Regions from separate parts of the Homo sapiens genome. Here region 2 is linked to region 1. A link is a contact called in ENCODE Hi-C or POLR2A ChIA-PET data. All regions are on one chromosome and are shown on one strand. The core of a region is the stretch at or near the end of the contact, and the rest is flanking DNA. Distances in the headings are between cores, read along the strand shown.

Region 1 (4,044 bases), core at 1,545-4,044:
ACTAAGAGAAATTCTTCTGCCTTGAGATGCTGTTAATCTGTAACCCTAGCCCCAACCCTGTGCCTGCACAGACATGTGCTGTGTTGACTCAAGGTTTAATGGATTTAGGGCTGTGCAGGATGTGCTTTGTTAAAAATGTGTTTGAAGACAGTATGCTTGGTAAAAGTCATTGATATTCTCTAATCTCGAGTATCCAGGGACACAATGCACTGTGGAAGGCCACAGGGACCTCTGCCCAGGAAAGCCAGGTATTGTCCAAGGTTTCTCCCCATGTGATAGCCTGAGATATGGCCTCGTGGGAAGGGAAAGACCTGACCGTCCCCCAGCCCATAAAGGGTCTGTGCTGAGGAGGATTAGTGAAAGAGGAAGGCCTCTTTGCAGTTGAGGTAAGAGGAAGGCATCTCTCTCCTGCTTTTCCTTGGGAATGGAATGTCTCAGTGTAAAACTCGATCATACGTTCTATTTACTGAGATAGGAGAAAACCGCCTTATGGCTGGAGGTGAGACATGCTGGCGGCAATATTGCTCTTTACTGCACTAAAATGTTTGTGTAAAGCCAGACATAAATCTGGCCTACGTGCACATTGAGGCATAGCACCTTTCCTTAAACTTATGACACAGAGATCTTTGCTCACGTTTTCCTGCTGACCCTCTCCCCACCATTACTCTATAGTCCTGCCACATCCCCCTCACCGAGATGGTAGAGATAGTGATCAATAAATACTGAGGGAACTCAGAGACCAGTGCTGGCGCGGGTCCTCCGTATGCTGAGCCCTGGTCCTCTGGGCCCACTGTTCTCTACACTTTGTCTCTGTGTCTTACTTTTTTTCTCAGTCTCTCGTCCCACCTGACGAGAAACACCCACAGGTGTGGAGGGGCTGGCCCCCTTCAACAAGTCACCAGGCCACCAAGAAACCTCCTTCAGCTAGGTACATATCTAACACAGGCCCTTGGGGTCAAGAATGTCAAAACTCACCTCAAAAATTTATTTCTATTTCTCTGAGTTTCATTTCACTTTTTTAAACACACTTAAAACAATATTGTATCATCAGCTTTATTGTTGACTGGGAAAACTATGAGGACAGACAGGCTTAAATTATCTGTGCACGCAGAGGGAAAGATAAGGCATATTACCTTGTTGGAACTCTTTTTTTTTTTTTTTGAGATGGAGTCTCGCTCTTTCGCCCAGGCTGGAGTGCAGTGACGCGATCTCTGCTCACTGCAAGCTCTGCCTCCCGGGTTCACGCCATTCTCCTGCCTCAGCCTCCCGAGTAGCTGGGACTACAGGCGCGTGCCACCACGTCCCGCTAATTTTTTGTATTTTTTAGTAGAGAAGGGGTTTCACCATGTTAGCCAGGATGGTCTCTTATCTCCTGACCTCGTGATCCACCCGCCTCGGCCTCCCAAAGTGCTGGGATTACAGGCGTGAGCCACCGCGCCCGCCCCTGGAACTCATTTTTTAAAAAATTTTTTTGAGATGGAGTCTTGCTCTGTCACACAGGCTGGAGTGCAGCGGCGTGATCTCGGCTCACTGCAAGCTCCGCCTCCCGGGTTCACACCATTCTCCTGCCTCAGCCTCCCGACTAGCTGGGACTACAGGCGCCCACCACCACGCCAGGCTGATTTTTTGTATTTTTAGTAGAGACGGGGTTTCACGTGTTAGCCAGGATGGTCTCAATCTCCTGACCTCATGATACGCCCGCCTCGGCCTCCCAAAGTGCTGGGATTACAGGCATGAGCCTCAATTTTATATTTTGCCCTAGACTCTTATTCCTTAAATCTTCCTTAAAATAGTGGTTGCAAAATGGAGGCCCATGGGCTGGATTCAGCCTGTAAAACTGTTTTGTTTGGACTGTAGAGTTAAAAAAAACAAACAAACCCTGTATTTCCAGCATCTCATTAAAAATCGTATGAGGCACCGGACTTATAGTGGTACAAGACAGCAACTGTCTCTAGCTGACAGTTGTTTCCTTTAAAAGCCGTTAAGAGTTCTTTAATTTGCGAACCCTCGCCATTCACGGAATACCTGCTTGTGTTCTTGTATTCAGGGCACTGGAGTGCGTGCCAGCTGGTCTGGAAGCAGCTCCAGCAAGTCACTTACACGGTGGCCAGGGGCGGCCTGACTTTCAATCCGAGACCCGCCGGGAATGACTTTGGGATAATCACAACCTCCGGTCCTCAGTTTCCTTACCTGTGAAATGGGGCTGATAACGCACAGCTGTGGGAAGCACCGGCCCAAACGCAGGGCTTGGGGACACGACCACCATCCCCGCCCACGGGTCCCCGCGCCAGGCTTCGCTCTCCACCCCTCCCGCCGCGGGCCCCAGCGCTTCGCCGAGGTCGGCCCCGGGCGCCAAGAGGCGTGGTCGGCCCGAGCGGACCCTCGCGGCGGCCATGGCGTCGGTGGTGGAATACAAGGGCCTCAGGGCCGGCTACCACTGCGGCTACTGCGATTCCAAGGAGGGCAAAGCGTCCTGCGGTGAGTGTTCCCGACGCCGGAGTTGGCGCGGCCGCCGCGCCCCGCACAGGCCCTCGGCGGGGGAAAGGGCAGGCTCGCACCCCGACTCCCGCTTCCCTTCCCCTCTTGACTCTCCCCATCCTGTTTCCCTTCCCGCTCTGTCTCTCCGCCTCACCCTCACTGACGACGGCGGCCCCTTATGGAGAAGGAACGGAAATAGTGGAAAGCTGCCCTCGGTCAAGATGGCGCGGGCGGCGTCAGCTCCAAGAGGCGCCGGGCCGGCCGGGCCTGCGGGCGCCCGAGTGGCTTCGCGCGAGCCTCGGGAGGCTCCCGGGCGGCGCGCTGCATTGTGGGGTGGCGGCGGCGGCCGCGCTAGCGACGCGGGGCCGGGCGGCTGAGCGTTCGCGGGGCCGAGGCCATGGCTTTCTGGGCGGGGGGTTCGCCCAGCGTCGTGGACTATTTCCCTAGCGAGGACTTCTACCGCTGCGGCTACTGCAAGAACGAGTCGGGCAGCCGCTCCAATGGTGAGCGAGCCGGGCCGGCGGGCGTGGGAAGCCGGGCGCCCGGGTCTCGGGATCCCAGGGTCCCCCAGCGAGGACGCGAGGGGGCCGGAGCCCCTGGCCCCAGTGCCACGGCCGAGACGGAGGGGGCACTCTCGGGAGGGCCGCGGCGCCGGCTTAGCGGGGCAGCTTCGCGGTGCCTGTTCTGCAGGAAAATCCTAACCGGTGCCCGTACTCTCGAAATCGTGGTGGTCTCCCCAGAGTCGGGAGACGGACGCCCGTCTGGGGTAGATTGTGTGAGGTGAAGGACGGCGCGCAGTGCCAGGGAACGCCCCAGAGCCGTAGTTAATGGCCGGGGCTGACCGGTGGGTGCTGCGGTGGGAGCGTCCCGGGAGCGAGGGCGAAACGCGGTGCAGAGGGAGCTGTGGGTGTGCACACAGGTGCCGGTCATGTATGAATCAGACTTCCCTGGACGAATGTACAGGAAGGATGAGCCCTTTGCATCTCTGGGTTAAAAAAAAAAAAAGTTAAAAAAAAAAAGGACAAGAAACTGGTGACCGCGGTCGCTACCGGCGAGGGATTCTGTTTGTCCTGATCTGTTTGAAATTTTTACCATTTGCTTATATGCCGTGTCTTTCCTCCACCCACCCGGACGACAGCAAAGCCAGCCCACAAGTTTGTTTTGTTTTTCCATCGTGATTCAGATTTCTTTGGGGGAGATTTGTTGCTGGTAAACAAAACATCGTGTTTATTTCCTCTCTTGCCATGCATTTGCCAATATAGAATGTAGACTCTATTATTTTAATAGAACAGTCTAGCTTTGTGGAAAACGAGATTCGCATGAAAACACACAGGCATTTTCCATGAAAAAGGTGTAAGTGGGGAATGATTTGGTCGATAACGGTGTGTGCATTTGCTCCTTCATTAAAAGTGTTTATTAAGTGCTACTTGTGGGCAGCGGTTTTGAGTAGACAGTTATGCAATCGTTAGAAGTGAGGATTATGAAGACTAAATGGAAAAATGCTTCCAGTTTGGACTTAAACGGAGAAAATCAACAGGATGCAAATGGCTTATGCGACATGATTAC
Region 2 (7,528 bases), core at 333-2,832, 6.3 Mb before region 1:
TGCTAGTTACAGCCTCAAAGAACGCCCCTTGGGGCTGCAGACAGAACTCCGCCCTCATGGAAGAAGCTGCCGGCAAGTGCTGGGCAGAGGGACTAGCTGGGAGGAAATGAAAGCAATTCCTCCAAGATGCTGTCCTCGGGGAGCAGCCTGGCCACCCTGCCTGAAATTGCTGCCGCTGACACCTGCAAGCAAGAAGCTCCTCCGGCCGGGGCTGGCTCCGCCCACTTCTCAGGCCCCGCTGGGCCTCCCGCGGCCGCAGACGCGCGCCCTCTGGCGGCCCCGTCTGGACGCACACGGCCTTGTCCATAGCCCGGGCTAGATGAACTCCCAGCCCCGCCGGCTGGTGACACAGGTGGCACCTCTGCCATCGTGGAAAACCTGCAAACTGACTTTTCAAACTAGCCACCCCGTCCCTCTCAGGCAATACCAAACAGCTGGTAATTCATGCAGAGCAAACTACCACGTCTTAATAACGGAGAAGAGCCCCGGCTCCTAAACGGGACTGTGGAAGGCCGACTCCCTGGGCCGCAGCAGCAGAATTTTATTTCTCAGGACTTTCATGGGCTCTCAATCAGGCCACCGCAGCCACCTCATACATCTTAATAAACCTTACATCAGAGAGAAAGCTTTGAAACGAAATTGTCCAGTAATACGCACTTTCCAATCGAAACACATGGGAGTCTTTAAATATTTACCGCACATAAATAAAGCATGCTATGTAGCTGGCGCTTCTTAGCACCTACGCATGCCACGTATCAATGGACGCTGGATGTCAATATTGATGTATAAATAATAATATTAAGCACAGAAATACACCGCGCCGGGAGAGGTCTAATCGCACTGTCCCCTGGAAATAAACGTTTCTCAGGGCTGTTTCTGAAGGTGGGATATTTGTCTCCCTCCTCACTTGACCCTGAGGGGATGGAGGGCAAGGTGGAGAATGCCCTGAGCAGACACCGGTGCACCGCAGTGCACAGCCAGGGGTGCCACTCCTCCACCTCCGGAGAGACCGGGCGAGGCATCCGCAACCGCGTCAGAGCCTGGCAGCGGCCTGGCAGCATCCCCTGCCCTGGGCCTCGCTAAGGTTCCATGAGGGGTGCGTGGAGCTGGAGAAGAAAGGTGCGAATTCTGCGCTTCCCCGAGGTAGCCCCGGGCGAGCAGGGGGCCAGCTCCAGAGCCTCGGGCCACTGCGCCATTCCTCCCCCTGCGGGAGCTGCTGCTCCAAGGCTGTCCCTGCTGCTCCCGGGGGAAAGGGCAGGGCCGCCGCGGTGGGCGCTGAGCAGGTGGGCTCCAGTCGCCCCTGACTCCCAGGCTGCGCTCCCTGCCAGGCCCGGAGGATGCGCCCGGGGGAGGCGCCCTGGAGGCCGCGCGGGCACCGGAAGCCTGGGGGTGGGCCCCACCCGCGGACAGGTCCTGCTCTTCAGGCTGAGAGTGTGGGCATCACCCGCGAAGACGCCCCGTGGGACAGCAGGGGCGCTGTTCACCCCACCTGTGGGATCGCAGCGGGGGTTGGAGGGAAGGGGGCGTCAGAGATCCCCGGGGCCCCAGGGGTGCCCGGGGCCCCGCGGGAACGCGCAACGCGGCGGGGCGGAGGTGGGGCGTGGCCGGGACAGGCAGGGGCCGCAGGAACTCGCCCCTTCCTCAGCAGTTTAGCCCGCGGAGAAGCGGCACCGCGCCCCCCACTGACGAGGAAACGGGGGCGCCTAAAGGCCCCGGGGTGCTCGCAGAGAAGCGCAGCGCTCCGCTCCCCGGGCCGCGCGGCCCAACCTCCGGAGGGACTGCCCGGGACGTGGACGTGGAGTCTCGCGGCCGCCCCTGGCCCGCGGCCACCCTCCCTGTGTGCTTGAGAAACGGAACCCAGAGGCCTGGCCCGCTCTAGTGGGAGCAGAGACGCCACCCGCGGGCGAGCGGAAGCCTCCCGTGTCCGTGTCCCCGTCCCCTCCCCGTCCCCGTCCCGTCCCCTCCCCGTCCCCGTCCCGTCCCCGCCCCGCCCGGGAAGGCGCGCTCGCCCTCTGGCGGCCGGCCCTGGAAGGGACGCCGTCCGCGGCCGGACTCCACTCCCGTCCATCAAACCAACAAGGTCAAATGCAATCTATTTGTAAAGGCCGCCTCTGATTACTGTGGCAACTGGAGACATCACTGAACCCAAAGTGTGATTAAGCTGCTCCTTGTTCCATATTAATTTGGGAAGGAAAACAGCTTCATTCTCGCTTTTCCACACTCCCTCCTCTGTGCAGGGCATGCCCTCGCTGGCGGGGCTTCCAAGCCCAGGCTCTCCTCCCACGCGGGCCCTGCGGGCTTCCGCAGGCAGCACGGGACAGGGCCGCAGACTCTCAGGCAGCCTGTGGTATGATGAACTGGTCTGCAAGCAAAGAGCCCACCTCCTCAATATTCGTGGGCACTTCCCTTTGAGGGAAGGTCCTGGGGCCGGGCTGCAGTTTCAGGCCCAGCGCAGCAGTCTGCTCCCCCAGGAGCTTGCGCAAAGCCCTTCAGCCCTGTGCCCTATTTCCTCAATGCAGAAGGACATAGAGCCCCACGGGACTATGTGAGAATTAAATGGGAGAATCCATGAAAGGCACTCTTTAAAAATAAACTTAAGGCCAGGCGCGGTGGCTCACACTTGTAATCCCAGCACTTTGGGAGGCCGAGGCGGGCAGATCAAGAGGTCAGGAGATCAAGACCATCCTGGCTAACACCGTAAAACCCCGTCTCTACTAAAAATACAAAAAATTAGCCGGGCGTGGTGGCGGGCGCCTGTAGTCCCAGCTACTCGGGAGGCTGAGGCAGGAGAATGGCGTGAACCCAGGAGGCGGAGCTTACAGTGAGCCGAGATCGCGCCACTGCATTCCAGCGACAGAGCGAGACTCTGTCTCAAAATAAATAAATTTAAAGTTTTTACTTAGAATGGTTTTATAGAAAAGTTGCAGGTAGTACAGAGGTTATCCTTCCCGTTGCCGACATCTTACATGAGTGTGGCACACCCCGCACCACCAGTGAGCCAATATTGATACACTATTATCAGCTGAAGCCCTTCGTTTATTCCCATTTTTTTTTTTTCATTTTTAACTAACGTCCTTTTCCTGCTCCAGGATCCCAGATCACATCTGGTCCTCCTGTTTCCCTAGGCTCTTCTTGGTGATGTCTTCTCTGACTTCCCTTGTTTTTAGTGACCTTGGCAGTTTTGAGGAGTACTAGTCAGCTGTTTTGTAGAATGTCTGTCAACTTGGGTTGGTTTTTCTGACGTTTTTCTGATGATTAGATTGGGGTTAAGGGGCTTGGGGTTCCGTTCACACGATATCATATCAACAGTGCATACTCTCAGCATGTCCACAGCATAGATCATTGTTGACCCTGATCGCCTGGTTGAGATAGTGTTTGTCAGGTTTCTCCGATGTAAAGTGACTCTTTTTCCCTCTTTCCAGGCTGTCCTCTCTGGAAGGAAGTCATTCTGCACAGCCCACACTTACTCAGCTGGGAGTTAGGCGGCACCTCCTGGAGGGTGGAGTGTCTACGTAGATTATTTAGAATTCTTCTGCAGGCAAGATGTGCCTTTCCTCCTCCATTTATTTAATCAGCCATCTATATCAGCATGGACTCATGGGTATTTGTTTTACACTTTAAGTCTTAATTCGGTGCTTTTTTTTATTGACTTGTTCTTAGCTTTGGCCATTGGGAGGTCTTTCAGTTCCTTCCTGTGTTCCTTTAACATAGCCTTAGCATTCTGCTTTTTGAGCACTGACTTCCTTCCTGGCACTACCAGATCCTCCAGGCTCGTCTTGTATATTTCCTGCCCCAGTCCCAGAATTGCCCATTGCTGTAAGCAACTCTGTTTCCCTTTATTGGAAAACGGTATTATAAACCAAGCTCTGGACACAGAGCATACTTGTTGCAATTGGGGGTCATTGCTTCAAGAGGGACTTTTAAAAATCTAGCACACACTAACTGCTCAATAATTGTTGGTTATCAATATTATTAGTACATAGTAGACATTGTACTAAGGGCAGGGGATGTAACTAGCATGTGGAATCAGTCCTCACTGTACTCACAGCCTGGGGGCAAATATGCACTTGTGAAAAACTCTGCTGCACTGTGAGAAGGGCTTTGATGGATACCCAAGGTGTTCAGGGGCACAATAAAGCGGCATTAGAAATGCCACAGAGGACCATGGATGTAAATTATCCTCCGCTGGACTGTTACATGAAAGAAGCAAGCTAAACAATAACATGAATTGTATGATCCCAACTTTGTCATATAAATGAGTGTGTGTGTGTGTGTGTGTGTGTGTGTGTGTGCATTCCAGGAGGTAATTTTTATTTCTAGTATTGTATAGTATGTGGAAGTAACTGGTATAGTTGCCGTGATATGCACTATCCTTACCTCTGAGTGGTGGTATTATAGGTAAGTTCTATGTATTCCTTTTTGTGCTTATCTAAATTTTCTGAAATAAATTCATGAGTATGTCCAACTTCTTTAAACGAATGTTTGGAAGCTAGAAGAAAGGAGCTGGTTTGCTTTCTAGCCAGAAGGTTCCACGGGTCCCTTCTGAGATGCCAGGCAGACCCACGGGAGGGGGCAGGGAGCTGTGGGTATTGGTGGCCGGTGTCTCTGGCACCTGCAGGCCATGCTGCCCGCCGCCCGCCTGGGTGAGTGACGGGGTTGGTGATCTTTGGGGACAGACAGCCACACTGGGGGGGATACTGAGACTCAGTGAGGACTGGGGGTTTTTGTATAAATGTATGGGGTTCGAGTGCAATTGTTACATGCATTAATTGCATTGTGATCAAGCCAGGGCTTTTAGGGTAGCCAGCACCCGAATAACATGCATTGCACCCATTAAGTAATTTTTCATCTTCCACCCTGTCCCACTTCTCACCCTTCCAAGTCTCTGTTGTCTATCTAATTGCTGTTTTGTTCACTGCTATCTGCAGGGCAGAGGGTAGGTGCTCAACAAATTTCTTTAAATGAATTTGTTTGAGAACCACTAAAATGCTGGTACTTGCAAAGTCATAATCAGAAATGTGAATTTTGCTTTTGAGCCAAGAGGACTGTTCTCATCATCTTTCATTTATCATCGTCTGAGTCAAGTTCTTTGTCGCCCTCCCACCAGGCCCATTCTTGGAATTCTGGGGGTTCTGGGGCCTTCTGCAAATCTGGAGCCAAGACCCTATGATGCCCAGGGGAAGGGTGCCTGCACTTGCTGCCCCTTCCATCCTTCCCTGCCCTTGGTGTTCAGCCCTTGGCCCCAACCACATACTCAGTGTGACTCTGGACTCCAGGTGGCCTGCCCTGGGGACAAACAAAGCCTTTCAAGTGGCCAGGCCTGGAACTAAGGGTCCACCCTGCTCAGGCCTGGCCAGCAGCCTCACCCACCTCACTGGAGAGGACTCAAGCCCCCACTGGAGCTGCTATCCATCTCTAGTGACAAACCTGGGGGCAGGGCTAAGGCCAGGAGCCGGCAGTGCTGAGAGTCTAATGGAGGGCATGGCGGAAGGTCCTATGCAGCAGGGGCCCCAAGGAGTGGGGACTGCAAGGTCGGACTGGGGTTCAGAAGAGAACTGGTCCCACCAGGGAAATATGACTCACCAGGGCACAACAATGGGTGACTCACCTGGGGACCCTTTGGGAGACAAGCTTGGGAATGTACCGATGGGGTGTTCTGCACAGCTTTGTGAGCACCAAACTTAGGTACAAAGGTAATTTCTGAGCCTAAGGAGGGATGGGGATGAGCCCCACTTGACTTGTGGGGTCCAAGCCTGTGAGATGGGGGTCTGCAGGACAACCAGCCAGGAGGAGGCCCTGAGCTGACCCACAGGGTGCCTCAGGACAGCTTTGGGGGACAGTCCTATGCACTCAGGATAAGTGCTCCCCGTGTGAGATGACACCACCCAGAGCTAGGTTATTTTGCAGGATCTTTTCACATGAGCAGCAAAAGCATTTCAGACTCATGCTTTTCACTAACCTCCTTATCCACTCACCTTGTTTCTTCAGATCCCATAGAGAATCCTTTAAAATCTCACTATGCCCCAGGGACAAAGTGCTCAGCACAGTGCACCACCACACACATTTGCGTTGCTCAGAATCCAAGGGACACAAAAGAGAGACTCATTGGCCAGGTTGGACACACAGCATTAGGCTTCCAGCCCCTGTCTTGGAGTCCCCCCGCCAGAAGGCCCAGACTATCTCCTGTTTGAGACCAACACCCTCCCCGCCCCTAGTCCCATCACTGGAGCTCAGTAAGGCATAATTTATTTCACTTTTATTAGTTTGCTTTTTCTGATTGCTAAAGACATTAACTCCCATGTTTGTGGCAGATTTTTTTTTCACTCTTATGATTGACACTCTTAATTTGGCTTGTTATTTCTGAGGTATACAAGTTTTAAAATTTTTATAGCCAAATTTATTGGCCTTTTTTGTTTTTTGAAACAGGTTCTCACTCTGTCGCCCAAGCTGGAGTGCAGTGGCATGATCACAACTCACTGCAGTCTCAACCTCCTGGGCTCAAGTGATCTTCCCACCTCACCCTCCTAAGTAGCTGGGACTAAAGGCATGAGCCGCCACACCTGGCTAATTTTTGTATTTTTTGTAGAGACCAGGTTTTGCCATGTTGCCCAGGCTGGTCTCCAATTCCTGAGCTCAAGCAACTTGCCATCCTTGGCCTCACAAAGTGCTGGGATTACAGGCGTGAGCCACTGCACCCAGCCTGACCTTTTCTTTATGATTTCTTTTACTACACAGAAAGTCAGCTTTCCTATGGGAAAATACAATAAAATTCATTTCACTCATTCACGTAATACACATATATTAATTCTAGGGGGATTAATCTAAATGTTTTTAAAATTAAAAATATGTACAAAACAGAAAGGAAAACATTTACATTGCTTGGTGTAGGGAAGTTCCTCTCAAAATAAATAATACTCAAAATAGATAAAACTTCATTAGAATAAAACAATGGATTTGGTCACATAAACTTCTAAATGGCAAAAGGCACTCTATCTACATATATTACCAACAATGAGCTAAAATCTATTCTACATAAGGCACCATTACAAGTAAATAAGAAAAAGACAGGCTGGGCACAGTGGTTCACATCTGTAATCCCTGCACTTCAGGAGGCTGAGGCAAGAGGATAGCTTGAGCCCAGGAGTTCAAGACCAGCTGGGCAATATAGTGAGACCTTGTCTCTGCAAAAACTAAAAAATATATTAGCCAGGCATGGTGGCACACACCTGCAGTCCCAGCTACTGGTGAGGTTGTGATGGGAGGACTGCTTGAGCCCCAGAGGTTGAGGCTACAGTGAGCCAAGATTGTGAGCCACTGCACCTCTGCCTGGGCAACAGAGTGAGACTAAGTCTCAAAAACATATTGAAAAGGCCAGGCATGGTGGCTCATGCCTGTAATCCCAGCATTTTGGGAAGCCAAGGTGGGTGGATCACGAGGTCAGGAGATGAAGACCATCCTGGCCAACATGGTGAAACCCCATCTCTACTAAAAATACAAAAAAGCTGGGCATGGTGGCATATGCCTGTAA

What was found. Hi-C counts contacts between places; a loop is a spot of excess contacts on that map. ChIA-PET counts read pairs that join two places held with the same protein, here RNA polymerase II (POLR2A). Pooled maps may share reads with other maps.
Region 2: a map of CD8-positive, alpha-beta T cell shows a loop between it and region 1 (21-fold over the local background). The contact joins the enhancer-like site here to the promoter of ATE1 in region 1. A Hi-C loop is called at or near these places in 1 of 168 maps with a recorded cell type or tissue (CD8-positive, alpha-beta T cell) and 4 of 50 pooled maps. POLR2A ChIA-PET finds 5 or more read pairs at or near these places in 1 of 52 experiments (CD8-positive, alpha-beta memory T cell).

Annotation. Positions count from the first base shown.
Region 1 is chr10:121,926,781-121,930,824 of GRCh38, reverse strand. ATE1 (arginyltransferase 1) reads left to right here and starts at 2,794. Exons shown (of 12, transcript NM_001001976.3): 1 at 2,794-2,981. The coding sequence starts at 2,876. It also overlaps the pseudogene ATE1OSP. RefSeq lists silencers at 97-391, 2,213-2,512, 2,703-3,122 and enhancers at 2,028-2,894, 3,433-3,582.
Region 2 is chr10:128,204,830-128,212,357 of GRCh38, reverse strand. No RefSeq gene overlaps it. Among named protein-coding and RNA genes, the nearest start is that of LINC01163, 77 kb to the left of the region's middle. RefSeq lists silencers at 191-340, 1,670-1,829, 1,920-2,109 and an enhancer at 2,309-2,870. Within about 2 kb of position 1,582, at least 16 of the 41 ENCODE cell types and tissues checked have a DNase peak (open chromatin) inside an H3K27ac peak, as active enhancers do; they include CD8-positive, alpha-beta T cell, where a contact is called at or near this core.